Linked DNA regions of Mus musculus: region 1 is linked to region 2. The links are chromatin loops, found by intact Hi-C in ENCODE. Cell type or tissue: heart. All regions are shown on one strand. Region 1 has its middle 5.0 kb from the start of Fam131c. Region 2 has its middle 5.1 kb from the start of Gm13056.

Region 1 (4,000 bases), 90 kb after region 2:
GGGAGGGCCATCATTCATGTCCCCATTTTACAGAGACAAACTGAGGCCTGAAAAGAGAAAAGGCGAGCCTTAGCGTGTGCAGCCGGAGGGTCTTCCAGGTGTGTTTCCCCAGTCCCCCCCACCCCCCCCCCCCGGTTCCTGACGACCACACCGAGGCCCAGCAGGGACAGACTTGTCCGAATAAGTCTTGGGCTAGAACCCATTGTCCTAAATACCATCGGGGGCTTTCCCACGACAATTTGAGCTTTGCCTGCAGACATGGACCAAGGGCTTGGCTAGTTCATCAAACATCACAGGTCTCTGCTAACCTGTATAGACAAGGTGTCCCTCCCTCCCCAGGACAACTGGGGGATGGTTCTTGAGTGGCTGGAAACCACATGAGGAGGAGCGGAAGGGCAGATCCCACTGGCCGTGACTTCTGATCTGGGTTTCAGCTTGGACATCTTCCCATAGTGTCCTGTGAGCTCCCAGAGAAGAGAGTCCCCGTCCATCTATCTAGTTCCCATTCAACTCCCGAAGAGCAGACGCTAGCAGGACTCTCCGCCAGCCTGGTATGATCAGCAGCTGCTGAGGAGAATCCAGACCCAGCCTGACTTTCAGAGAGGACGAGCTATTGTGTTTTTAACATCTCCTGCTCAGGCACCTGGGGTGGGGATGGGGGGAGGGGGATGAGAAAAAAAAAATCAGCCAGTCTGAGCCACAATCTCAATTCCCACCCCTCTGCTATGCCCCTCCTGGTGCTTCTGAGCCTGGTATCCCCTCGGCCAGATACTGGCAAACATTTCCATTCTCAGCTTTGAGGGTTGCCGCGTCTGCCACACCTCCACTATTATAAAGCACAACAGCTATAGAAAATAGGTGTATGAATAAGCGTGAATGTGTTTAAATAAAACTTTATTTATAGAAACAGGCTGTGAGCCGTTGTTTACTAACACCGGCTTTCCATCTCCAGGACTGCTGGCTCCCTCCCGCCTGTACCCTCTCTTCCACATCCCGTTGTGTGGGTGGTGAGCATCTTACAGGAAGTTTGGAGAATGAAGATAAAGGTGAAGGGGCAGGATGCAAGGCACAGGCATGCATGGTGTGGCCTGGTGGAGGGAGCGGGGTGGGGTGGGGTGGGGGTGGGAATGGGGGTCGGGGTGGGAGTGTGTACGGCTTGCATAAATATCCAGAGATGGAATAGAGAGAGCAGTGCTGGTCCCAGGAGTGTCTGGGTTTGGAGTCATCTCACAGGTTATGACAAAGGGGAACTGGGCTGAGGTATCACTGAGTGGTGTGTGTTTCTAACGTGACCATGGCGTGGGCTCACCTCTTGGGCTACTGGAGGGTTCAATGGGCTGATGCCATCATCCGGGGCACCATGCTGATATTAACCCAAATGCCTGAATTGTCACCAAGGTCCCATCTGGCCCAGCAGAGCTCCTTAATGGTAAGGACTATCCTCACGACCAGGTGTCATGGCACTTGTGAGCTTCTAGGCTGGCTAACCTCATATCAATGTCCCCAGTGCTCAGGACAGGGTCCAGCAGTCAGCTCCTGAGGGGTTTCTGCTGGCCCTCTGCCATACTGGGAACCTCTTGTTCTGCTTAGCCTACCCGGATATGTGAGGATTCTGACATCAGACTCTCACTGGAAGTCCCCTGCCCCTGAGTAGCTGAGTGTGGCTTTCTGAGGTCATGACTTTTCCAGGCTCCTCCTCTAGCCCCTGGGCCGCCCAGCCAGGTAGGTCTCCAAAAGGTGGACCTAGCCACATGCAGCCACCCCACCCCCACCCCGTGTGCGCACTGCATCCTGGGGTCTCTTGGTTCTCAGTCTCCACATCTGCACAGTGGGCTCAGGGCTATGCAGATCTCAGACCGAAGGGGACGTATTCTATATAGAGATGTTTTGTTAGAACAGGGTCCCCTTCTGCGGGGAGGGATGCAGCCTTAGAGTTGTGGCTCAGGAGAGTTGACACATGCAGACAATCGTGGTAAACCTCGGGGCCAGTGACCAGAGGCTGGGACAATGTTTCAGTCCCTCCCCGTCACAGGGTACCAAGTTCAGATCACAGTGTGCACAACCTTGAGCCCTGGCTGGGTCACTGTTGCCAGCGTGGTACTTTCTGTGTCAATTGGCCAAGGGCAAAAAGCAACCTGAAAAGGATTTAGAATGATGCCGTCTCAGGCTGCCCCCTGGTGGTCACTTGTTGTATGACATGTACAGCTCAAGACAACTTAGTCCTTGGTTCCGGCAGGGGCTCCTCTGCCTGCAGAGATCTTTAGAACTAGAGTTACAACACCAATTTCTGGTCTCTGAGAAAGGGGTCCTGTTGGGAAGCAGCCACCATTGACTAGGCCTACACTAGGCATTTAAGAAATGAACTTAATAGCCCTCTTTACTCCACAGTACTATTTACTCCCTGAAGTATTTACTCTCTCTTGCTGCCATCCCAGGGCTGAGCATGGACAGTGGCTATCACTGCCTCGATCAGAGATCCCTCAGGACTCTGCCTCCCCCATCAGACTGAGCGTGTGCATGCCCATCCCCCCATCCTAGTTCACCTGTTGTTCTGGGGTCAGGGAGACGTCTGACCTATGAGTCCAGTTGGGAGCCCCAATCCAGGCAAGAATGGACATATTCCAAGGGCGGCAGGCACATTGCCTTATTTCTAGATCTTTCTGGAAGGGCTTCAAGCTCTGATTGCTGGAACCCACCCAAGATTTTTGCCTTCTCTTCAATCTCCTGGGTCTCTCCTCCCTCCCACCCCCAGGACAACTGGCCACTGGCAGACTCCTCTCTCTCTCTCTCTCTCTCTCTCTCTCTCTCTCTCTCTCTCTCTCTCTCTCTCTCTCTCTCTCTCTCTCTCTCTCTGCCCTTCTGAGTCTCATATATTCTTGGGCAGCTGGCTCCACCCTCATTGCTCCCAGAATATGCCTCCCAAGCCCCAGACTAGGCCAGGTCCTTTCTCCATTTCACAAGGGCTTCACCTGCCCTATGTGGTTCCAAGTGGACCCTGATCACTGCTTGAGAAACCTCAGCATTGAATTCCTCCACTGACATTGTAGGCTCTAGTGTGCAGGGTGGAGTCTCTACACCATACAGCCCTTGCTGGACACACCAGGGCTCAGCAAGTGCCCGCTGGTGAGGGGCAGCCCGACGGTGTCTCGGCCATGATCCATCTTCTAGACCTGACACCTGGGACCGTCACCACCTATTAACTGAGCACCTACTAAGGGTCCTCCCAGCTACCAGACGGACGCCCACTCAGTTCTGCCAGGCCCTCTTCTGTTCCTGTTATCAGGTTTTGCCTCTCTTGGAGAGACTCCTCGCAAGGTCTCATGGCAAACTCCAGTATGATTCCACCACAGTCCGCCCCGGGGAGCCAATGAATTTATTGAGCTTGCTTACAGAGTGTGGGTGAGGAGTTACCTGCAGGAGACCGAGGGGGGAGGGTCCCAAAGTATACAGCAGCTACTTCATCCAGGACTGATGACGGCTTCTCCATAGCCATATGGATGCAACCCCCTTCAATCGACTTTCCCGAGTGTATATATTCTAGCCACCCCTGAGAGCAGAATTACACTCAGAGAGTTGAGAGGAGCGTCTGGAATCCCAGACAAGGATCCCATGGTCTTCCCATCCACTTGCTCGAGGGAGTATCAGTGGTCAGCAAGCCAATGGCCTCTTTCGAGCAGGGCACATACGAGCAGATGAGGATGGCTGCTATTGTGCTTAATAGAGAATCCTCTAGAATGTCCGGGGGGGGGGAGGGTCTACAACCTCAACCTCTCCTACTGCTCCCCTGGTGTCACATGTGCCCAGAGTGTCCCCAAGTGTATCCCTGTTTTCAATCCTCTGTGTACAGAGAGTCACCCACCAGTTCTAGCTGCCAGCACTCAACCCAACCTTCAATGTCTGGTTTCAGGATCACTGTAGACTTGCTATCCCCATGTCCCCTTGGCCCTTGGCAGGAGCTGTCACCTCGCAGGCTTTATTGGCAATAGGGGCAGCACTCTCC
Region 2 (4,000 bases):
AGACCGTCCTCGATTTCTCCTTACAGCTCAGGCCTTAGGTGCCACCCACTCGCCTCCTGGTGGCTGCTGCACACGTGCTCATCCCTTCTCCTCAGCACCATGTGTTCCCTGTTGGCTCATTTGTAGGTTCATTTACTGTCTGTCTCTCCCTGTTGGGCTATGAGGGCAGGGACCTCCCTGTCCTTTAGCGCTGTGGCCCTGCATGGAGAACACATGGACCCGGGCTGTGGGGGCAGGAGTCACATCCAAGCCTGTATAGCCCTGAGTCAGAGCCATGCGCCTCTGCTCCCCTCAGCAGCAGCCTTCAGTCCCCAAGGAACAACGTGGTGGCCCTGTGGCCAGGGTGTCCTCAGGCTGTGGAGGAAGCTGTCTTGCCTTGGCTGAGCAGTCCTGGGCACCGAGAGACCAGCTTGGCCACTCTTGCAGCTTTGACCTGTGTTTGAACTTGGGCTGAGGACTTATTTCCTGTTCCCAAGAGACTCTTTCCTGTTCCAAGGTCCCCTTCTCAAGTGGCCTCCCCAGGTCATGTTTCATGACTCTTGGGAGAAGGAACAAAAGGAATGGGTGACATGCGGGTAGGAGGGACCCTGGTCTGACACGGGCAGGTTTTCCCTTCTGTGGGGACTGTCACAAACAGATGGGTGGGTGGAGGAAGTGGAGCTGTGCAATTCTCACCACAGAGCATGAAGAAGAACGGGATGTACAGGCGCCTGCTTGGGCGGGGTGCAGGGGGGTGACCAGGATGGCCATTGCAAGACGTTGGCTGGTGCTGCCCCTGAGCTGAGAATGGTCATTGGCAGGGCCTGGTGGCCCAGTGCTGATATGAGGGGCAAGGCCAGGGATCTTGAGAGGCAGGGGGCTCCAGGCTGGGTTATGAAACGGCTGCTGTCACATCCCCGTTGGGCCTCAGTTTCCTTACATGGTAACAGTGTGGCTGGAAGGTGGCAGTGCCAGCACCTGTAATGGTGTGTGCCTGGAATCCCAGCCTTACAAGCTGGAGCAGGAGGATGGAGAGGTTGAGGCCAGACTGGGCTATACATCGAGACCCTGTCTCGAAAACAGTTAATAAAGCCAGGTGTGGTGGTGCATGCCGGCAGCACTTGGGCTGTTAAGAAGATCTGAACTCCAAGGTCACCCTCGGCTGTCTCAAAAAGACAAAAGAGGAGGCTGGAGAGATGGCTCAGCAGTTGAGGACACTTTCTGCTCTCCAGAGGACCTGAGTTCAGTTCCCAGCACCCACGTCAGATCTCCTTTGTGGGTATCTGAGCACACATGTTTTTACACACATACATATAAAATTTAAAACACACACACACACACATACAAAGCAATAAATGAATAAATGAGTTGTGCTGGTCAGAGGGCACAGCAGGTTAAAATATTCGAGCGTGGGCCCCATGACCTGAGTTCAGTCCTTGGAACACACAATGAATGGAAGGGGAGGCCAAACTCCTGAAAGTTACCCTCTGACTTTCACAGTTGTTCAGTGGCACACCTTTACACACACATACACACAGCCACGCCATACACATAAGTGAATAAGACTTAGAGGAAGTGTTGTACAAAGGGGTGGAGTCTCGTGGTCTCGGAGGCAGTGATTCTTAGGAACCACAGTCAGCCTTCCTGTTGTCTGCAGCTCAACCTCGGCGCCAGGCTCAGGGCTCTTAATCCTTCCCACCCTGATTTCATCATCCCGTTCTACAGCTAGCCGAGGCTCTGAGAGGTGACTTGCCAAGGTCCCACTTCCCTCTGATTAAACCCGGTCTGAGGGCTGAGGAGGTTGCCGGGCAGTTAGGGGCCCTGGCTTCCAAGCCCGACCAGCTGAGTTCAATCCACAGGACCCACACGGAAGGAGACTCCCAGATTTGTCATCCACCTCCGCAGGTGCGCCACAAGGCACAAAACGATAGGAAAGCGGCGCCGTCCGGTTTCATCGGAATCCTGCCCTCTGCTTAAGCGCATCCTAAAATCGAGGGAGGAGGTATTCCACAAACTGACCCGAGCAGCGGCAGTTCACTAACTCTGTAGGAGAAGCAGTTCTCTTAGGCAGCCACCAGGGGGCAGCAGAGGCTGGGGCTGGGCTGGAGGACTGCGTGCCACACCCTGTGGTCTCCCTGTGCTGGTTGGTGGATGGAGTCAGCCTGATGCTCAACTGTGTCGTGGGGTAGGGTAGAGGCAGCTGCCGCAGGCTGGACAGGAGCTGAGGGAAGGCACAGCTTCTGGGATCAGGAGCCCGTTCAGCACTGGTCTCTGCTCCAAGTCTGGAATAAGCTAGTCTCAGAGGCTCGTGACCCGTGGCCTAGGCTGCCCGCTGCAGCAGCTTGCCCAAGTTCTTGGCAGAACAGTTGCCAACACGGACAGTGGTTTACCAAAGTATCAGGCTGTTTACCGAAGCGCCTCCTTTAGCAGAAGCCCCAGGAATCCTTTCTATTTGTATCGTCCAGATTTCGACCACGCAGGAAACCAAATCTCAGAAAGGGGCTGGGACTAGTCTGAGCTCACACAGCAAACGACTCCCGGGAACCCAGGCCTACCTGACATATTGTCTCCCCAGGGAGCCCTTTGTGTGAATGTGTGGTGTGGTCTGTGTTCTGTATGTAGGGTGTGTGTGCTGTGTATGGGAGAGTGTGTGTGAGTGTGTGTGTTGTGTATCTGAGTGTATGTGTGTGTGTGTGTGTTTGTGTATAGTGTGTGTGTATGGTATGTGTGCATGTAATGTGTGTGGTGTGTATGCTTGTGGTATGTATGGTATGTATATATATATGGTGTATATATGTTGTGTGGGTGCATGTGTGGTGTGTGTATATGTATGGTGTATATGTTTGGTGTGTGTGGGCACGTGTGTGTGTCTATGTATAGTGTGTGGTGTGTGTCTATGTATGGGGTGTGTGTGTGTGCGCGCGCGTGTGCATCTGTGCGTGCCTGTGTGTGCTGTACAGGTAGGTGAGTGTGTGGAGACCATTAATGTCCTCCCCTACCATCCACCTCATCTCCTTGATACAGGTTCTCTTACTGAGCCTGGAGGTTGAAACCCAGCTCGACTCCCTTGCCAGAGTCCTGAGTCTTCTGTCTCTGCCCCTCATCTATGAGGGTTCATGCTCAGCCACACCCAGCCTTTTACGTGGGTCCTGGGCACCCAAACTCAGGGCCTCACGCTTGCATAGCGAGCATTCTTACCCACTGAGACATCTCCCAGCCAAAGCCTCCTCAATAGTGAGCTCACCCCAGCCTCCCCTCTTCCCTAGCTCTCAAAGCACGTGGTGCCTGCTGTTCTCACAACAGCTTCTTCGGAAGGCTGGCGGCTGTGATGGGGAGGAACCCACTAACGCTGGACTGAGGCTTCGTCGGACGGGCTGTCCAGTAGCCCTTGCTGGAGAGTCCTGTGTTGCTCCAGACGGGCCACGGTGAGAATATTATACCAGGGAAATCAGCTTCTCATGCCTGCCAGTCAACTTCTCCATGCCTGTCAATCACCAGCTTCCCCACGCCTACCAGCCAGCTTCCCGGCGTCCTCCCAGCCCTGCACCAGAGCGGGAGCCGAGCTGTTCCCACATCTGCCAGCACAGTACCCTAAGCACAGCAGCCCCACGGAGGCTGAGAGTCATGGGTGATGAATCCGGGGAAGCCCACACCCCACTCCTGGCTTCAATCCCTCTGCTGGCCCCTGAATGCTTCTGTGGGACTCTTCCCGTGCCCCCCACTGGGTGTGAGGGCCAATGTAATGTGCAGTAGGCCACAGTCCCTGATCCCATTATCTCCTCTGGGGTGTGACAAATGACTGTGACTGGTCCTGCCAGGTGCCTGAGGACTGGGGTGTTCTTGAACTCCATCTATCCTCTTGGGCCCAGCTGAGCAGTGTGAAGTCTTGGGGCGGGGTTGGGAGTGGAGGCGGGGCGACATCCCTTGAGGTCTTTGAGCCCCTAAAGTTGGTCCCCACTGCAAATATAGCTCTCAAGTCCCTAAGGAGATGGCCCAGGAGACCCCGTCATCCAGAAGCCTT

What was found. A loop is a pair of places that touch in the nucleus more often than their neighbours do. Peaks named below come from ENCODE experiments on the same cell type or tissue, not always from the same donor. Only the 100,000 strongest peaks of a DNase experiment are listed, where the experiment ranks them.
Region 1: a loop joins it to region 2, with 10 times the contacts of the local background. A loop is called at or near these places in 39 of 42 quality-filtered maps.

What each region holds. Positions count from the first base shown.
Region 1 is chr4:141,361,213-141,365,212 of GRCm38, forward strand. No RefSeq gene overlaps it. Among named protein-coding and RNA genes, the nearest start is that of Fam131c, 5.0 kb to the right of the region's middle. In heart, a CTCF peak has its summit at 2,178 (motif pointing left); DNase peaks (open chromatin) are centred at 1,599 and 2,099; H3K27ac peaks cover 1,307 bases; H3K27me3 peaks cover 1,295 bases.
Region 2 is chr4:141,271,367-141,275,366 of GRCm38, forward strand. No RefSeq gene overlaps it. Among named protein-coding and RNA genes, the nearest start is that of Gm13056, 5.1 kb to the right of the region's middle. In heart, no CTCF peak of the experiment used is centred here; DNase peaks (open chromatin) are centred at 705, 1,705, 2,135 and 3,277; H3K4me3 peaks cover 1,123 bases; H3K27ac peaks cover 1,896 bases.